2 separate regions of the Mus musculus genome follow, and region 1 is linked to region 2. A link is a contact called in ENCODE POLR2A ChIA-PET data. All regions are on one chromosome and are shown on one strand. The core of a region is the stretch at or near the end of the contact, and the rest is flanking DNA. Distances in the headings are between cores, read along the strand shown. Region 1 holds the start of Ikbke (inhibitor of kappaB kinase epsilon). Region 2 holds the start of Fam72a (family with sequence similarity 72, member A).

What was found. ChIA-PET counts read pairs that join two places held with the same protein, here RNA polymerase II (POLR2A).
Region 1: POLR2A ChIA-PET joins it to region 2 with 16 read pairs in Patski. The contact joins the promoter of Ikbke here to the promoter of Fam72a in region 2. POLR2A ChIA-PET finds 5 or more read pairs at or near these places in 3 of 5 experiments (Patski and embryonic stem cell).

What each region holds. Positions count from the first base shown.
Region 1 is chr1:131,276,253-131,282,251 of GRCm38, reverse strand. Ikbke (inhibitor of kappaB kinase epsilon) reads left to right here and starts at 2,689. Exons shown (of 22, transcript NM_019777.3): 1 at 2,689-2,921; 2 at 3,465-3,553; 3 at 5,674-5,784. The coding sequence starts at 5,698. All of the region lies in intron 1 of Gm51644 (a long non-coding RNA gene), which reads right to left.
Region 2 is chr1:131,526,457-131,532,027 of GRCm38, reverse strand. Fam72a (family with sequence similarity 72, member A) reads right to left here and starts at 4,125. Exons shown (of 4, transcript NM_175382.4): 1 at 3,176-4,125; 2 at 1,297-1,374. The coding sequence starts at 3,327. It overlaps Srgap2 (SLIT-ROBO Rho GTPase activating protein 2), which reads left to right and starts at 4,667. Exons shown (of 23, transcript NM_001081011.2): 1 at 4,667-4,795.

The sequences.
Region 1 (5,999 bases), core at 1,440-3,939, 250 kb after region 2:
ACCACCCTGCTCTGTCCTTTCTTTCTTTTGTTTGTTTGAGACCTTTCTTATTTTTAAAGTACTGGAAAGCAGTGTGTGGGGGTGGGGAGGGCGCCATAGCTACTATTGGGTATGGAATTCAGCCTCATGCATACCGAGCAGAACTACTGAGTTACACCCCAGCTGCCGGATTTTTTTTTTTTTTTTTGAAACAGGCTCTAGCTCTGATGCCCTGTTCAGTGTTGCAAGATATTTGATCACACAATGAACCCCAAGTATGTTATTTACTGGGGAAAAACAAACTGTTTCTAGTTGTGGTGTGGCACAGCACTTAGCACTCACCTTTAATCCCTCTAGCTGGAATACAGACACGCCCTTAGTACCTTTCACCCCAAACAATGAAGGTAACGTTAGTTTATAGAAGGAAGCACCCACATTTGAAAGTGATATCACACACATACACTTATACATTCATACACATGCACCCATACACAGACACACATATACACACATAAACTCAAACAACACATGCAGAGTCACACATGTATACATTTACACACACACATACACTCATAGACACATATATACTTTACACACAGAAATCTCACACACACAAACTTGCCTCTGGTTCTTGTGCTGCCTTTGGATTACCGCTATTTCTATGATTCCTTGGACCTGGGAAAATGCGGCAATGTCTGTTATGAACATCCTCTTCCCTCCAGGCTTCTAAGCCACACACACACACACACACACACACACACACACACACACACCCCTCACACACACACACTTCACACACACACACACACACCACACACACACACCACACACACACACACACACACACCACACACACACACTTCACACACACACACACACACACACCACACACACACACACACACACACCACACACACACACACACACACACCACACACACACACACACACACACACACACACACCACACACACACACACACACACACACACCTCACACACACACACACACACACACACACACAGCTGGGACACAGGCATGCAGTCCTATATCTTGACCACACCAAGGATGTTTCCTCCCAGAGTCTCCAGGCAAAGTACCATCTATTACAGTTTCACCTTGCTGGCTATCCCTAGTGTCCCAGGTACAAAGCCCCGAACAATTCATGCTCTTTGCACCTCTGGCCCTGCTTCCTATGCTTGCACTAGTCCTCCTTTGCTGCCTAACTCAGAGCACCCAGCAAGGCTGGCAAGCCCTTCCTGCTCCCCCTACAAGGTCCACAAAACCACTGTTTGCTCAGTATGCATTGCCATGCCTTCATATCACATCCAGCATCCCGCATCTCTGGGATTAGATGCCCATGTCTCCCTTTTCTGTCCTGAGCACAGTGCCTGCTTCACAGGAGATACTAGGCTTGGCTCTTGTGTTAAAAGGTGTGAAAATCCCTGGGTGGAAAAGGAGAATAGGCTTGCCAGTGAAAGGAGAGTAAGAGTGCAGGTTCATGGAAGAACATGAGTATAGCCTGCAGCATGGTCAAAGTGACACTGCAAATACCTCGTGGGCCTGAGGGGTACCCTTACCATAAAAGTAACCCAGACTTTCTAGACTGATGGAGTAGCCACATTGAACAGGTCCACCTTGCTAGAAAAGGGGGTCTTACAGCACCTGTTAAATAATGTGCTAGAGAAAATGCATGCTTCTGTCCTCTCCAAGTCCATGATCGACAAGTGCAATCCCCCATGTTCTTGCCAGGTGGAAACCTGTAACACACAGGCTGGAGTGTGGAACCCTCAGGTCTGCCCCTCCTGGCCTCACTGTGAAAAGCCACTGTAAGGGCTCTAGCTGTCACATTATCATTGGGTGGATCTGTCAGCGACAAGCTCCGGGCCTGTTCTTGCCTCTCCTCCCTGTGGTGGGGTGGGGCTGGCAGAGGAAATCACCAGGTGTGGCCAGGGGAAAGTCCCACCAACATTCTAGAGAAACATGGAATTTCCTGGGTTTTAACCCCTTGTCCAACTGCCCACTCAGAGCTGACCAGAGCAGCACAGCCCCCCTTCCCGGCTTCCCAGGATATCTGGAGTACTGGCTTATGGCTGGGAAGGTGGGCAAATTACTAAAGGTGTACAGAACTTGATACCATCAAACATGGTCTGAAAAAAAAAAACCACTTCCCAGATTCTCCATCCCCCTGCCATCCATACTACCTAAAGCACACAGTGCATTTGAGTGGCTGTGGTCAGAAAACGGCACCAGGTGGGAGCAGGTTTTGCTGTGTGTAAGGTCAGAGTAGGGGCTATGATCTGGGTGTGTACTTGTTCTTGAAAGCTCTAAAGGAAGATAAGTCCTGTCCAGCTTCTAGGAGGGGCAAGCACAGGTCCTGGCTCTTTCTAGGCAGTTTTCAACTTGGTTAACTTGTTGGACTTCTTTAGTTAACTTTAAGCAGAGCTTTGAATTTCCCTCCAGAGATGCCAGCATAGTACTCAGTGGCCTGTCACAGAGCCCCCAGCCTCCGTTCTTGGCTTCCTTGTGGCTCAGGCGATGGCCCTATGGCTTCCACTTGACAACTCACAGAATCCTCTTTCCCTTTACTGAAGGGGGAGTGGAGGTGTGTGTGGCAGCCGTTGAGATGCCTGTCCCTTTAAGAGCGAGAGGAAGGGAGGGAAAGAGGAGGGGAGAAAGAGAGAAAGAGAGAGAGAGAGAGAAGTGAATCAGGAAGTATGATAGTTAAGAGCCTGGGACTGGGTACCCCACTGCTCTCAGAGAGGCAGGAAAGAGACCTTCAGGCTCAAGACCATCACCTGCTTTGCCTGTGGATCCTGGGGGGCCCCATAGCTACCAGGATCTTCTAGGCACTGCCCAGGATTGACTTCAAGGCCTGAATCCCTGGGGGTGCCACCCAGTTCCACAAGTCTGCATTGCCCTGCAACTGAGATAGGAGATGGGGTGAGTGTGTAGTGTCTGTGGAGGAGGGTGGTGTGGGGAAGCCAGTGGGGCAGCTTCAAGTCAATACTCAGCTGAATGCCCGAGTCCTGTGTTTTTCTTGTGGTTGCTGGGAGCCTGGTAGTGTTCTGCACTCCCTCTGTGGGAAAACACTCTCAGAACGGACTGCTTGGAGGCCAGTGAGGGGCAGGGACCATGATGGCCCTGAGAAGAACCATGATTGGCCAAAAAAAGCTCCCCTCCTGGGCTCTGCTTCTCAACATGCTGATGCAAAGCTGGGGTTCAGCTTTGGGGGCCTCTACTGGCCTCTGCTTGGGATCTTTCCCCTGGGGCCCAAATAACCAGGAGAGGTTTCCAGAACAGCTGGAAAGAAGCTGGACACCGCCCCCCCCCCCCCTCTGCTCGCTTCAAGAACTGTAGGGAAGGTGACAACAGGAACAAGTTAAAGGGCTGGGACTGGTGGCCTTTGATGGGGCTGAGAATCAAACAGCACAGCAACAGCACGAAGGGGCCTCTCATCCACCCACCCTTCTCTTTCCGGTGTAGCTCAGCTCCTGGACTTGCCCCAGACAGAAAGCAAAACACACACTTGCCAGGGAGAGTCTTTGCCTGATTCTGAGCCACTTGGAGTGCAGGTATGTGTATCTGCCACAGAGGAGCCCCCGAGGAGGATAGGAGTCTGTGGGCAGGCTGGCGTTGACTCACAGAAGGCTGCTGTGCTGCACCTTCTATGCACAGAGGGTCTTGGGGATGGGAGGGTGGATGGGAGGATGATCCAGAGATAATCCAGATGTGCCACAATCAGAGCTTCTAGGTACAGAACCCAGGGCCATGCTGCCCATCTGGGATGCTGTTCTGTGCACCTCACTGCCCGCCTTCCTGACTGCAGCTATGCTTTGCCCCAGTAGCAGGGCTTGGTTGAGGACCAGCCTAGGTAGAGTCATGAAGGTGACACAATCTGCTGCCCCCAGCTGAAGGTGACACAATCTGCTGCACCCAGCTCCCAAGACTGCAGCCTTGGCCTCCACTTCAGTGCCCTGTCTGAGCCTTGCATTGGGCTGACTCCTCAGCCATACAGAGAAGCATGGACAACTCGTTCATGTTGCCTTCAGAAGGTCTCATCAGCATCCTTACCTTTGCCTAAAGCAAACATGTGTGTGTTGTCTGAAACTGGGGTGTGACTACTGATCTCTTTAAATGGCTTCTGGCTCAAAAGCTTACATTCTCCAAAGTTTGCATTTTCTTTTGTTTTTATTTATTTACATTCCAAATGCTGCCCCCACTTCCCAGTCCCTTTACTCCATCCCCCTTCCCCTTTGCCTCTGAGAGGGTGCTCCTCCACCCATCCCCTTACACCCACTTCACATACCCCAACCTCCCGCATCTCCATGCATTTTTAAATCAGACTACAAGCTGGGCTATAGCTCACTTGGTTTGTAAAGGGCATGCTTAGCTACCATGCATGAAGCCAAGGATTCAGCCCCCAGCACCAAGGTGATAGGGGAAAGTGGTACACACTCATAACCCATGCATTTAGGAGGTAGACACACAAGTTCAAGACCATCCTCAATACCAGTGCAGGTGTCTAGGCTACTCTGTCTTTAAAAAAAAAAAAAAAAAAACAGGCAGAAAGAATGGAGCTGGGCATGGTGCATGCCTTTAATCCCAGCACTCGGGAGGCAGAGGCAGGCAGATTTCTAAGTTCGAGGCCAGCCTGGTCTACAAAGTGAGTTCCAGGACAGCCAGAACTATACAGAGAAACCCTGTCTCGAAAAACAAAACAAAGATCTCAGAATGGAACCACTTTTGGTTTGAGCACCAGTGCGGTCCTAGAGCTCTGTCTGATGGGCGCAGCTTTATTTCAAAGCATTTTAGGGCTGGGGGTCCTTCTTATGCTCCTGCCTCAGGCATCCCCAAAGACCGGCTCTGGGCCTATTTTTCAGACAGGCAGTCAGTGTAACTTTTGAGACTTCACTTTCTGGAACCGTTTGCTTTAGAGGAACCAGATTTTGAAGAGAACGGGATGAGCACAAAGATGGGGAGCAGAGTTGTGGAGGGTTTCAGATCTTCCCTGGAGCTCTAGAGCCCTTGGATTTGATGGTTTTAGATCTTTACACTCCCCCACATCATCTACTCCTCCCTTTCTTCCCCTCCCATCCTTCCTCCTTGGCTGTCTCCCTCTAGTAAAGCAATGAGCAAGGCCTGGTGGCCTGATGTTAGTTCTCAGCAGTAGGAAGTCAGGGGCCACAAAAGCAGAGAAGGGGTGAGGGCTCCAGGCTCATGTTGCAATCCTGGAGATTTGTGGTAGTGTGACTGGATCTGCCTGACCTTTGCTGACCCAGGGCCCTTCCTCCCACACTGTGTCAGCTTCCTGGGACAACCCCAGGCCTGGATGCAAAAACTCTGAGTCCCCAGTGCCTGAAAGAGGAGACAGAGAAAGGTCTGTTCCTGTAAACTGGCCTACCTCTGAAGGGTTCTGGGAGGGACCTGGGGCACAGGACAAAGAGAAGTCAGTCCCCAAGGGTAGAACAGATGCAAGCTTGGGGCCCAGCAGACCCCCCACCCTGCTGCTCTTTTGCTTCTTTGGGGGGAAGTTACTTAACCTTCCTGAGCCACCGCTTCCCCAGCTCCCTTGCCTGTGCAGTGGCTGCGTGGAGCCCTTTATGGGATGGTCTTGGCTGGCTATCAGTGTCTACTGCAGGTAAGACATGGGACTCTAGGACCCCCCACATGGTTGTTTGTTTTGTTTTCTCAGGAAGAAGATAGCCAAGCCCAGGAGATGCAGAGTACCACTAACTACCTGTGGCATACTGATGACCTGCTAGGGCAGGGGGCCACTGCCAGTGTGTACAAGGCCCGAAACAAGGTGACAGCAACTCTGGCCCCAGACCCTTTCATGCCCTGGAGCTAGGCTCTCCATTTGGGCATTAAGATTCTATGGAGCTGGACAGAGTCCTGGGACCCTTATTTCTGTCAACTCTGATGAGAAAAAGACTCCATAGATTTGGGCTGAGGTGTGGGATGCTGGAAAAATTCCTTGGAATGGTGCCTCTGTCAGAGGCATGTTGGGACTAGAGAACA
Region 2 (5,571 bases), core at 2,876-5,375:
TGAATTGGAAGCTAAGTGTATAGGAAGTTCGGAACAGGCTTGGCTGCACAGGGCAGCAGTGTTTCAAACAAGGAAGGAAGGAAGGGAGGGATGAAGGGAAGCAGTGAGGTGGGGAGTGTGAGGGAGGGAGGGAGAGGAGAGTTGGGGAGGACAGGAATTAAATAAGGAGCTGGTATGGTGGTTGGTGCACTCAGGTGGCTGAGCCAAAGGAGTTGCCAGAAATTAGGGGCTCTTCTGAGCGATACAGTGAATTCAAGATCAGCCTGAGTTACAGAGTAATATCCTGCCCCCAAAAGAAAAAGATTTTGAGCATTGTGGCACACACCTTTAATCCTAGCACTCCAGAGGCAGAGACAGTCAGTGGCCAGCCTGGTCTACAAATTGAGTTCCAGGACAGCCAGGGCTACACAGAGAAACCTTGTCTTAAAACACTAAAACCAAACAAACCAATAAAAATAAAATAAAATCCTAACTCTACAAGTTTCCTAACTTTAGAGGCTTAAAGGGTTTATTCAAGATCATGCAGAAAACAAGGATAGGGTGGGGCTCAAATCTGATTTATATGTGGGGTCAAGTAGTGTGATTATGTGCATGCATGTGGAAACCACAAGTCACTCTGGGGCTCAGTTATTCAGGAGTCTCTCACTAAAGCCTTAGGCTTGTCACTTAGGCTAGGCTGGTGTTGAGGGAACTCCTTAGATCCTTGTGCCTCCAGATCCCCAGAGGGGGCTGGGACTGCAAGTGTGTGCTACTACATCCAGGTCAAATTCAGAGCCTCACATTCCACAGCAAGCACATTACCAGTGGAGCCATCTCCTTTGCTCTCTGATTTTTATGAGTGTAAATTCCATTGATTTAATTTATTAATTGATTTAATCTTTTAGATTGCACAGGTTTATTGGGGAGCAGATATTTGCAAATATACTTTGAAAAGCTACAAATCGTATTTGTAAAGTATCACAAAGACTCTTTCAAAACAATAGTTCTAGGACTGGCAAGATGGCTCAATGGGTCAAGATGGATCTTGCTTCTAAGCCAGAGGACCTAAGTTCAATCCCTGCATCCCTAGTGGAAGAATGAAAGAACAAATTTTCACAATGTCATGGCACACATGTTACATATACATACCCATGCACATAAGTAGATAAAAAATAGCTCTATAAAACACATGCTCTTTTAATGGCTCAACGCCTAAGTTATATCAATGCTGATGCAGCCTACAGAATCTTTCTGTGGGTTTTTATGTCAATATCTACCTTCCAAACTCAGGCTATTGACAACAGTGCCACAAATTACCATTTCAAACATGCGATGTCCTTCAGTTTACATTTGCAGATTCCTGTGAAATAGCATCTTCCAATGAAATCCACTGTGCTGGAGGATAAAAAAGTTTACAGACAGTCAAATATACCAAGACTTTTAATTCTAAAATGAGATAAAAATTTGTCATATGTCCTCTCTAAAAACTGTGTGTGTGTGTGTCAGTAGGGATAGAACTCAGGACCTTATAAATGCTAGGCAATCATGCTATCATTGAGCTATATTCCAAGAATTCCACCTTTCTTTTAAATATGTACAGTTTAAAAGTATTAAATATCATCACACTGTTGTGGGATGACTCTCCAGACCATTTTCATATTGCAAAACTGAAACTCTATACTTACTGTATAACAACCTCCAATTTCCCCTCTCCCCACTTCCTAGCTATCACTATTGTTCTTCAGATACTTCAAATAAGCAGAGTCATACCATATTTGTTGTTTAGTTACTGGTTTGTCCCATTTAGCATAATGTACTCAAGGTTCACCCCATTACAGCGTGTGACAAGATCTCTTTCCTTTAAGGCAACCTTCTGGGCACCCACTTATGGGACGAGTCAGTGGGGACTTAGATGACTTCTATCTTTTAAATTGTGGGTGCTGCTGCTATAAATACAAGATGCTCATCTGAATTCTTTGGATGGATACCTATAAGTGGAATTAATATGGATCATATGGTAATTCTGATTGAATGAAGAACCACCAAATCGTTTCTCTATAGCAGCTTTACCATCTCAAAGTCCTGCAGCCAGGGCCCTGATTTTTCCACAGTACCCCAATGACACTTTTAGTTGTGATTTGGCGCAAATTTCATAAATTCAGAGCTGAATTAGACTCTCAACTATAATCATAGTTAATTTTGTAAGAGTTGGGTAATATTTGTGCTTACTATAGACATTTGGCAGATTTATTCCTCTTGCAGAGAACTGCAGGTCACTTCCCAGCACCCATATCATGAAGCCCACAACTGTCCAAACCAGAGGACCTTCCATCTCTAGCCTGGAGAGTACCTTCCATATCCACCCCTCCTCAAACATACACACAAGTACACAGAGTGACAAAATAATAAGATAAATCTTAAAAATCAATGCATTCACTGATCCACACCCATCTTGGCACATGAATCCACTGTGATTATAATTCCAATAGAGAAAAACAAGCAATACAGAAAACCTGATTCTATGCTAGACTCCAACATGTAACAACCCAACCTGAGACTTCCTTATGACCACAGTTTTATGTTGAAGAGATAGAATATTTCAGATTTTTACGTGAGCATATCTAACTAAAACAACATTGGGATCATAGAACCTTTGGGACATTTGGTTTTACGGTTTTATTATCTACTGCTATTTCGTTATACAAGTGCACCTACACAAACAAAATAACACCTCATTTACCTTGGTAATAAATGATGACTACCTAAGCAAATTCACAAAATATTTCAAAGGGGTGCAGAGGCTCTATGTATAGTTTTACTTCCTTATGTTTTAAAATGCTCAAGTTTGCTATCTTTATTAACCATGAATTTCACTTTAAATGAATCATTACACACTTCTTTCCAAGTGGCTGTTAAAGACTTGCTTCAGTGAGGAAGGGTGTTTGGACATGGCATTGAGCCTTAAGAGTCAACATAAGGGATGCACAGACACATGACTCTAAGGGCCTGGAAGAGTGACCTCAGTACTGACCACGCTGGGCAAACCACAGGCTTTGTCCAGACAGTCTGCCCACTTAGATAAACTCCAAGGGAATCATCAGACTGGTGGGAGTGGCTAGAACACCAAATGATAACCTTGACTCCCAGGGACCCATGCCATCCACTGTCCAGCTAAAGGGCCACCCGTCAGACTTACTTGGTAGGAGGGATGTCTGTAGAGAAAAGGTCTATGTCAGTATCAGCCAGCAAAACAGCCTTCATTCCCCTAGAGCTGAGAACTTGTTTACAGAATTTGCAACACAGGATGGATACGCATCGGTCTTTGAAAGTACAGTTGTTGGTAGACATAGCGTCCCACGTTGAAAGAGGTGCAGAATTTTGAAAGGGGAAACTTTGATTTCCTCAGGCTAACAATCAAGACGGAAGGCCTCTCGTTCTCTACGCTCTAAAACTGGGAAGAGAGTCCTATTTTCCTGGTGGAAAGGGAAACTTAGTATTTATTGAGTAGGAAGAGCAAATTTTACTTCCTTTTGACTTGGGGAGGGAAGGGAAATGGAGTTCAAGGTGGGGAGAGACAAGTGGAGTTGAAGGGAAACTTCCGCAACAGGTTTAACTTTCTCTGGTCTTCAAGAATCTTCTACTCTTCAGCTCCGACCCCGGCTCCGGAATTGGGCGATTTCCCAGTTCCCAGCGGGCTTCTTCCCTTTAAAGCCTCGCCTCTCTGACCACTCCCAGCGCGAGCTCCGCCCGCAGAGCGCTCCAATTCTTGCTCAGCTCCACGCGGCTTCTTCGTAGGATTCAACGCCCCTCAGCCCTTTCCACGCGGGCTCTGGCCCCGTCCCGCTCCCTCTTCTCGGAGCTCGCCCGTGGGCTTTCTCCCTTGCACCACGGCTCTCGGCGTCCTCTCCCGGCCGAGCTCTCGCACTTGCGGCCCGTAACCCGTAAGGTCTCTTCCACAGCGGTCGCTCCGAAGTGAGCAGCGGTGTAGCGAGGTGGAGGGGAGAAGCCTCGGAATAGGCTCAGTTCGCGCTGCAGTCAGTCAGCGAACACGCCGGGTTTTGCTCTTTCTTCCGCTTTCTCTGCTTTTTCTAACCCGCTGTCAGTTTGAATTGCCTGCGCCGAGCAGGGATTGGGAGGACTAGAATTTGCCCCAGACCCACATTGGAAGGCCAAGGGCCTTCTCCTGACGTGAGCTCAGAGGCCACGCCCCAGTAACGGTGCCGATATCAGATCGGCTCTCTGATTGGTTAATATTAGCTCAGCCCCTAAGATCATTGGCCAGCATCTGCTCGGCTTAAACCCTCCCCCCTGTGAACTTGGAAGACACACCCCGAGTTTCTTATTGGTGGATACACTAAGGTCCAGGCCGTTCTCTACTATTTATTGGCTGAACTTCCCTCCTCCCTTTCCCGGTCCGATTGGTCCCGTCTTCTCTTGAGAGTTTGTGTTTGGCTGTCGCTTCCATTTTATCCCGCCCATCAGCTTTACTTTAGGCTTCCACAGGCCGGGGAGGAGCTCACTCTAGGACTGCGCCTAGGCAGCTAGTGTTCGCCACACCTCTAAGTTTCGTCAGCCCCGCCTCTACTCCTGGCGTCTATGGATCAGTTGTTCCTATTGGCTATAGTCCCCGTCAGTCGCTATTAGGCGGGCGGTGATTGGCAAAGGGGTGGGTTCAGCTTCCCGGCGGGGTCTTGCGGAGTTGGCGGAGTCTCCTTAGGGAACTGGGGGGCCGAACTGCGTAGAAGAGGGTGGCGGGGAGGAGAACGCTAAGTGGGAAGCGGAACCTTGGGCCTGGGACCGGTCGCGGCAGAGCCAGGTAAAGGCTCCTTCTCCCCTTCCCTCCCCGTACGCCCGGCTGCTGCTGCTCTGACTGAACAAACCGGGACTGGGCGGGTGGACGCGTTGCGGATGCTGCTGCTTTCGGCGCCGCCTTAGCCGTGTCGCCGCCCGCGGTCCTCATACCGCCCTCCCCGGCCCTCCAAATCCCCCAGTGCAGCCCATAATACTTCTCGGGACTGTTCATCTCTCCGCCCATCCCTGCACTGCCGAGGACGGTCCTCACGCGGCGACACCGCCCTCCCGCAGCCCCTTTGCACACGGTTGGCCGGGTCCACCTAGGGGCCTCGCCGTAACGGTCCGCTGGTCTCGTCCCTGGTCTCCTAGCCTTGGCTGCCAGCCCAGGACCCGGAAAGATGGGGTGTTCCTCACGGCTTGCAGGGTGCTTTCTCCGTCCAGCCCTCCAGTCTGTCTCCCAGGGCTTCTCCACCCACTCTGATACCCAAACCTCATGCGGGTCCCGAAAGTTGCCAACATCCTACACTTCACGTTGCAGCGGTCCACCGCGGTTTCCCTCACTGCCTCGCCCCCAAAGCCGTCCTCTCGGCGCCCTCTCTGGTCGTCCAAGCTTGGGCGGCTCGAGCTGGCCCGGGCTCTCTCCTGCCTCAGGACCCCACCTCACGCCCGCCTCCTGCTTCCTGTCCTCCCGCACCGCGCGGCCTCTGCTCGCTCTTCCTGCGCGCGGCCCTTCCTCCAGCCGCCGGGAGTAGGCGACACTGCCTGGAGCCGCTTGTGCGCCGGCGGGGACAGGGCGGC